Linked DNA regions of Mus musculus: region 1 is linked to region 2. A link is a contact called in ENCODE Hi-C or POLR2A ChIA-PET data. All regions are on one chromosome and are shown on one strand. The core of a region is the stretch at or near the end of the contact, and the rest is flanking DNA. Distances in the headings are between cores, read along the strand shown. Region 1 overlaps Tanc1 (tetratricopeptide repeat, ankyrin repeat and coiled-coil containing 1). Region 2 overlaps Tanc1 (tetratricopeptide repeat, ankyrin repeat and coiled-coil containing 1).

The links. A loop is a pair of places that touch in the nucleus more often than their neighbours do. ChIA-PET counts read pairs that join two places held with the same protein, here RNA polymerase II (POLR2A).
Region 1: a map of heart shows a loop between it and region 2 (2.0-fold over the local background). The contact joins two enhancer-like sites. A Hi-C loop is called at or near these places in 2 of 37 maps with a recorded cell type or tissue (both heart). POLR2A ChIA-PET finds 5 or more read pairs at or near these places in 1 of 5 experiments (embryonic stem cell).

The regions. Positions count from the first base shown.
Region 1 is chr2:59,840,049-59,843,919 of GRCm38, forward strand. It overlaps Tanc1 (tetratricopeptide repeat, ankyrin repeat and coiled-coil containing 1), which reads left to right. Exons shown (of 27, transcript NM_198294.3): 25 at 891-1,037; 26 at 1,962-2,062; 27 at 2,647-3,871. Among named protein-coding and RNA genes, the nearest start is that of Wdsub1, 41 kb to the right of the region's middle. Within about 2 kb of position 1,688, at least 1 of the 3 ENCODE cell types and tissues checked has a DNase peak (open chromatin) inside an H3K27ac peak, as active enhancers do; it is heart, where a contact is called at or near this core.
Region 2 is chr2:59,797,515-59,801,255 of GRCm38, forward strand. Tanc1 (tetratricopeptide repeat, ankyrin repeat and coiled-coil containing 1) reads left to right here. Exons shown (of 27, transcript NM_198294.3): 13 at 72-238; 14 at 2,057-2,664. Among named protein-coding and RNA genes, the nearest start is that of Wdsub1, 83 kb to the right of the region's middle. Within about 2 kb of position 2,322, at least 1 of the 3 ENCODE cell types and tissues checked has a DNase peak (open chromatin) inside an H3K27ac peak, as active enhancers do; it is heart, where a contact is called at or near this core.

The sequences.
Region 1 (3,871 bases), core at 438-2,937, 42 kb after region 2:
TGGGTAGGTCATTTGCATAGATGACTATTCTTTCAAGAACCTGTAATTAGGTAGAATTAAGAGTATGGGGGAGGGACCCAAGCTTATGACTGCTTTAATCCTTTTCACTCCTGGGGAGATTTATTTGCTATGCTCTTGTTTCTTTTTTGTTGTTGGTTTTTTTTTTCATAGTAACAAATAACTAGGCATATAGCATGACCCAGCAGGGTTCCTGGCTTGAAGTCGGTTGGAAATTGAGTTCAGGGTGTATTCTGTTGTGGCTTTGAAGTGGTTTTAATATGGATTCTGCTAGGTAATTATGTCAGAAATATTAAGCCGTTTCCAGCAGGCAGCAGTTCCTGCTGTGCAAGGAGGCTGACAGAGCAAATGGATTCCTTTGGCCTTGAGAGTGGTGTGCTGTGTGTGGCTCTCATTTGTAAAGCCAATTCTTCGGTGCTTCTAAAAGAAAAATTACTATTCTACGTCAAGCTGCAGGTTTATCCATGAGGTTCTGGCTGCCTTAGAAACTACAACATTTTTTTTTCAATCCAGTGTCTATTATACTTGAAATTAAAATGTATTTCAGAGAAACATGGTTCTTGAAATAACAGTGAAATTAGATGTGATAAGATAACTGGATGCAGAAGGTGGAGACTTAGTGATTTTTTTTTGCAGTTCGCAAATACCTTCTTGCTGAGCCATCTTTTTCCTTGCTGTGTGACAACCTGTGAGGGCGATGTAGTCTGAGATCGTTCAGACTGCTCAGTGGCCTGGGTCCTACTAAAAAGACACCTAGCCATCCGGGTCCTTTTCATGCACTGTGAAGATTTTTACAGGGATGGCCTTCAGAATGGTGGTTCATCTTAGAGCCCCCTGGGAAAGAATAACTTTGTGTGATTTTTGATTCGTAGAAAGGGAAGATGAAGGAGGCAGCCCAGAGGTACCAGTATGCCTTGCGGAAGTTCCCTCGGGAAGGACTCGGAGAAGACATGAGGCCGTTCAATGAACTGAGAGTCTCCCTCTATCTCAATCTGTCGCGATGCCGAAGGAAAACAAACGTAAGCTGGGAGCTGTTGTCTGTCCCAGTTCTTTGGCAGTAGGTGAGGGCCAGGCCCTCGACCCAGTCTGGCGACTGACTGAGGTGCTGTGGGGGCTGCTGCTCTCAGGGACCTCTCATAGGTCACAGCCACTGTCCACCTCACCAGATGCTGATGGAAAGCACTCGGGTTGATAGAATGTGCTTAGGTTGCGTTTCCTTTGCTTCAGCAAAAGCAGCAAAGGCCAGCTGTGTCCGGTCCCCGCCAGCTGGGTCTGCCAGGGTTTTCAACAGTCGAGGACGCTTCCTTTCCACATTCAAGAAAAGTCCAAGACAAGTGTCCACACAGTTGACCTGTCTTGTGGTCCTTGGGTTTGCTTAGTAAATACTCCCAGTTTACAACCAGTAGTGGTCAACTTGTACTTTGTTAGTAGTAGACATTTTGTAGTTCTTCCTACTGATGTTTTGAACTTCGCCCCACTCCCTGTCCCACCCCCAGCTCCACCCCTACCCTTAGCCCCACCCCTAGCCCGCTCCCAGCCCCTCCCAGCCCCACTCCTAGCCCTAGCCCCACCCCCAACCTGCTCCCAGCCCCACCCCTACCCCAGCCCCGCCCCCAGCCCCACTCGTAGCCCTAGCCCCACCCCCAGCCTGCTCCCAGCCCCACCCCTACCCCAGCCCTGCTCCTAGCCCCAGGGCCTTCTGTGTGCAGCTGTGCTGCTTTCTCCTGAGCCATAATTGCTGCTTCTGAACTGGGTGCTTAAGGATAGTCATAAGCTCTGATTATGTATCTTAAACAAGTGTGGGGGAGTCGGGTAAGGGAATGTGCCTGCCCTGCCCCCAGGACCCCGCAGGGTCCCCATGCTCTGCTACCCTTAGGGCAGCGCTCTTAGAAGACAGCCCTTTCTCTCAGCGCTGCTTCTGACTTTTCAACTGTTGCTACCAGGACTTTGGTTTGGCAGAAGAATTTGCTTCAAAGGCTCTGGAATTGAAACCCAAATCCTACGAAGCCTTTTATGCCCGGGCGAGAGCAAAAAGGAACAGCAGGTACTGTCTGGGGTCACCCACGTGACTACTGGGGCATTTCTCTGGGAGGTCAAACCTGCTAGTTGAGTTTGAGGGTGTTTCCCTTCATCAGAGTTATTACACACTTCTCCTTCCTTTCAATAAAATCCAGTGGCTTCCAAGAGGCACGGCCATGGGCGTTACTTTTAGCGGCTAACGTTCATTTTCTTGACATTCTGGTATCTTGCCCACCGTACCAGAACACCCTCTGAGCTCTTGTCTCATATGAGACAGACAAAGAGGGGTGACAGAGGAGCAGAAGAGTTAGAAAGGGACATGAGGAGGGCCAGAGAGGGCCTCAAGCAGAAACCAGTGCTTAGAGGGACAGGATTCTGGCACCCTCTGCCCTGGTGTCTTTATAGATAGATCAGAGGCCCAGAGTCACCAAGCCCTGGGTTAGAGTACAGCACTGTTCTGTTGGCTCAGCAACTCTGGGCCAACCAGGACTTACCCAGCAAGTCCCTGGACCTCCCCCCTTTCCCTTTGAGGACAGCTAGCTTAAGGACAGTGCACCCAGAGCCTGCTCAGATGTGTCCTCTAATCTTATCTTATACTTTCATATGAAGGCAGTTCCTGGCAGCTCTGGCTGACCTGCAAGAGGCTGTGAAACTCTGTCCCAACAATCAGGAAATCAAGAGGCTCCTGGCCCGTGTTGAAGAAGAGTGCAAGCAACTCCAGAGGAACCAGCAGCAAAAGCAGCAGGGTCCCCCACCAGCTCCAGCCAATGACTCGGATAATGAGGAGGATGCGCCAGCCTCTAGTTTAAAGGACCACTTCCCCATTGAGGAGGCGGAAGAGGAAGACACCTCTTCACAGGAAGAGTCCATTTCCCCGACTCCCAGATCCCAGCCACCACCGTCTGTCCCTTCCCCATACATCCGCAACCTTCAAGAGGGATTACAGTCCAAAGGCAGGTCAGCATCCCCACAGAGCAGGGCAGGAATCAGCAAGTCCCTGAGAGAGACTGTAGCCCAGTCAGGCTTGGTTATGCAGCCTACCAAACAGGCACAGATAGTGAAGACCAACCAACATCTGGGTTCCGGGCAATCTAGCATGAGAAACAGTAGCACAAAAATACAAGTTTCTTCTCAGAACCCTCCCCCGAGTCCGATGCCGGGTAGAGTATCTGCAGCCCCTGCCGTGAGCAGAAACCAGCATTTAGAGGGAACCGGTCCCTTCACTGCAGGAACTGGTTGTGGCCACTTCGGGGATCGGCTGGGCGCCAGCCAGAGCCTCCAGCTGCAGCGCAGTGAGAGCGGCACTGCGTATCCTCTACCGAGCAAAGTCAAAGCTGCCGAGAGGCTCCTGGCTCATGCCTCCGTGGCCGTGGACATGGCTCCTCCAAACCAGGGCGGACCAGTGAGCTGTAGCGATGTGCGGCACCCGGCTTCCCTCTCTAGCTCAGGCTCCTCTGGCTCTCCATCGAGCAGCATAAAGATGTCAAGTTCCACCAGTAGTTTGACTTCAAGCAGTAGCGTTTCAGACGGATTCAAGGTCCAAGGACCAGACTCTCGGATCAGAGACAAAGGTACAACCCAGGTGCAGGGTGGCACTGCCGAACACAGGCCCCGCAACACTCCATTTATGGGCATCATGGACAAGACCGCCAGGTTCCAGCAGCAAAGCAATCCTCCGAACCGCTCCTGGCACTGCCCGGTGGCAGAGGGGCTACTGACAAACACAGCCACTGCAGCTGGCCTGCAGTCTAACTCTGAGAAACCCACTCTCAAGCCAGGAGGATACTGTAGCCAAGCCAAACCGTGTTCAGTTCCTCCCCTGAGCATGGGTGTC
Region 2 (3,741 bases), core at 1,072-3,571:
AATGCACTGGGTGGTGCCATGTTATAGAAACGTATAATTTCTTAATATGGAAAAATTATTTCATCTTTTAGAGCAAAAAATTCCAGAAGAGGAGTATATCATCCTTATAGATGGCTTGAATGAAGCTGAGTTTCATAAGCCTGATTACGGAGATACGCTGTCTTCGTTTATTACCAAAATTATTCCTAAGTTCCCCACCTGGCTGAAGTTGATCGTGACCGTGAGAGCAAATTTTCAGGTGACAAAATACTTCCCCCCTTCTCTTTCCAAGTTCCCACATCCGAAGTATCCAGCGGCAAGCGCTTTTGGCCTAGAGTTAAAGTCCGTTTGGCTACTGAATTGAAAACCAATATCGAGACTTTGAAAAAGTAGTCCAGAGAGTCCCGTAGGGACAAGGACGGTCACAGTGTCAGCTAAGCATCCTAGCAGCATTGAGCTGTCCCTGTCCTTCTGAAATGACAGTGTGTAAGCCTGGCTTACTGTAGTGAGGTGTGCGCTGGCCGAGGTTTCTGGCCAAGCAATCTACTGGAGCTTCTAGGTGTGGGGACAGCTTGTTATAGCTATGACTTGTTTCATTTCATGGAACTGGGTGGTCATGCTCATTTTTTTTTTCTTATTAAAACTTGTGATTATCCCAATGGAGGAGCTAGAGAAAGTACCCAAGGAGCTAAAGGGATCTGCAACCCTATAGGTGGAACAACAATATGAACTAACCAGTTACCCACCCCCCACCCCACCCCCGGCTTGTGTCTCTAGCTGCATATGTATCAGAAGATGGCCTAGTCAGCCATCAGTGGAAAGAGAGGCCCATTGGTGGTGCAAACTTTATATGCCTCAGTACAGGGGAACACCAGGGCCAAGAAGTGGGTGGGGAGGGGAGGGGAGGGTATAGGGGGCTTTTGGGATAGCACTGGAAATGTAAATGAAGAAAATACCTAATTTAAAAAAAAAAAACAAAACTTGCGATTAAACCTTACATTTAAATGGCACGCTTATTTTTATGACCCTTTGGGTCATCCATTTTCAGTCGTATTTCCCTCATTAAGCATAACCTAGCAGCTGGGCTAAAACTTGAACTGGTTCCTGTATCCCTCTGCTGTAGTGCTAAGGTTAGCTTCCGTGCAAAATGGAAGCGGCTGCTCACTACCGTTTGTTTTCCTGCCATTACTACCTTCAAGGGCATGGGCTTCAGAAATGTTAGTGAGAAGTTAAATTGTTTCTTGGGGTTAGGACCTTATCTGGGATGACCCTCACGTCCGTGACCCTGTGCAAGTCAGAGTCAACCAACAGTTTGCTTGGGGCTGGAGAGATGGCTTGGTGATGAAGAACATGGGCTGCTCTTTTGTAGTACTTGGGTTCAATTTCTAGCACCCGTATGGCGGCTCACAACCACCGTAACTCTACTTCCCTGGCATCCAACACCCTTGTCGTGGGTACCAGGCATGCATTTGGGACACAGACATGCAGACAAAACAAAATAATTTGTTTTAAAAAGAATGCTTAAAATTCTTTTAAGATGAGAACATGCCGTACTGGAGCAGGCAGTGATTTTTGCTGCCTGGTGTCCGGGGACACCGGGGGAACGGGAAGTCTCCTGTTTCCTGGTAGGGTTACACAGCCCTGGTGTCTGGCGCAGAGAGGGCACTTCTTGTCTCAGTGTCTGGCTGTGCTCTTAGATGTGCAGTGACGGTTTGTGTCTACCCTTGTTCTGGAACCAGCTGCTCAGGGGTTATGGGCATCGGGTCACCTGCAGGGTCTCGCTGCCCCTTTGTTGGTGTGGCCTGGTTGCTGCTGTCTCCTTGGGCCCCTTTCCCTTGCTCACTTGGCTCAGAGTCCTCAGGGGGGGCTTTGGGGGAGATCCTATCTCGCATCGGGATTTCTTTCACTTAAGCTTTTTATCTGTACCTCATCCTGTTACATGTTTTAATACAAAACAGCGAGTCCCCGTAATCCATGAAAATCCTCCTTGAAAGGGAACGAGCGAGCCTGCTTTAAAGGGAAAGGGGAAACTCTGCGGACTAACACTGCGAGGTTTTGTTTCCCGCCCCCCCCCTAGGAAATCATCAGTGCACTGCCATTTGTCAAGCTTTCCCTAGACGACTTTCCAGACAACAAGGACATTCACAGTGACCTGCACGCCTACGTCCAGCACAGGGTCCACAGCAGCCAGGACATCCTCAGCAACATCTCCCTGAATGGCAAGGCCGACGCCGCCCTCATCAGCAAAGTCAGCAGCCATCTGGTGCTGCGGAGCCTCGGTTCCTACCTGTACCTCAAGCTCACGCTGGACCTCTTCCAGCGGGGCCACCTGGTCATAAAGAGTGCCAGCTACAAGGTGGTGCCTGTGTCTCTGTCCGAGCTCTATCTGCTGCAGTGTAACATGAAGTTCATGACCCAGTCTGCCTTTGACCGGGCCCTTCCCATTTTGAACGTGGCTCTTGCGTCCCTCCACCCCATGACGGATGAGCAGATATTTCAGGCTATCAACGCCGGCCACATCCAAGGCGAGCAGGGCTGGGAGGACTTCCAGCAGAGGATGGAGGCCCTCTCTTGCTTCCTCATTAAGAGGAGGGACAAAACCCGCATGTTCTGCCACCCGTCCTTCAGAGAGTGGCTGGTGTGGAGAGCGGATGGCGAAAGCACAGCCTTCCTGTGTGAGCCCAGGTATGGCAGGCGCTTCCCTCCTTTGACCTGACTCCTCCCACCAGTATGGCAGGGCCATACGTGGGTAATATGTCTCTGCTTTAGGGAATAGCAAGCTTGCCTGTGACCAGGGAAGGGGTGGGTGTGGGGAATGTGTCTGTCTTAGATCCTTAATCCCCTACCATTTCCTGACTACCCTTGGCCATATAGCACCTTATCCCTTGGCCATTTAGCACAGATGTGTGAGGAGAAAGGGGAGCCCTATAATCCAGTTAGCTGTCTCCTCACAGACAAGGCCAGGCAGGGTACAGTTCTCACAACTCAAACCACAGGAAGGTGGGAGACAAGCTTGCTTGCCTCCTAGTACAAGGTAGGTGAGAGGTCAAGAGGCTCGTGCCTTTGGCCTCCGCCATTCTCAAGCCCTCTGTCTGTCTAGCCTGCATCTTTGCCCTCTTGAGCAGCTCTTTGGGTCAGGTTTGCCTCCTATTCTAGTGATGGGCTGGCAAGCTGCTGGACCGTCTCCTCAGGACTTTGGTGGGCACCGGGCCAGATGATTGGGTCTGGATACGAAGTGGCCAGTGAGTACCTGGGAGGCCACGTGGCCACCACCCTCCCGGCCTGTAGTGATGGGTATAGTGCAGGCCTGTGGTGCACTTTCTTTAGGTAACACTGGACTCAGGGTTTATTATCGTTCAGACCTGGTTTAGCTACAGGTTGGCTACTCAAAGCAGATCACCAGAGGTGCCAAAGTGAGAGTGATGACATTGCTCACCGAGTTACAGAGATCATTTCTGAGCAAGGTGAGCTGCAGTTTGGGTTTGTAGAGAGAAAGAGAGAGAGAGACTCACAGGGTGTGGACGGCTGGTGTTAGAGCAGGAAGTAGCTGGAGGGTAGTCATCAATGACGCTGCATTTTAAACGGAGGTGACAGTTCAGCACAAAGCATATCTGAGTGTGGTGGCTGCTTCAGGAATAGTAACCACAGACACACAGTAGTCACCAGGACCTCAGGATAGCGTCTCGTGCATGTACCCATTTCATAGGCTGTCCCTGCGCTGACTTCGCTCTCCTCAGTACGACTTCTGTTTTCTTTTGTTTC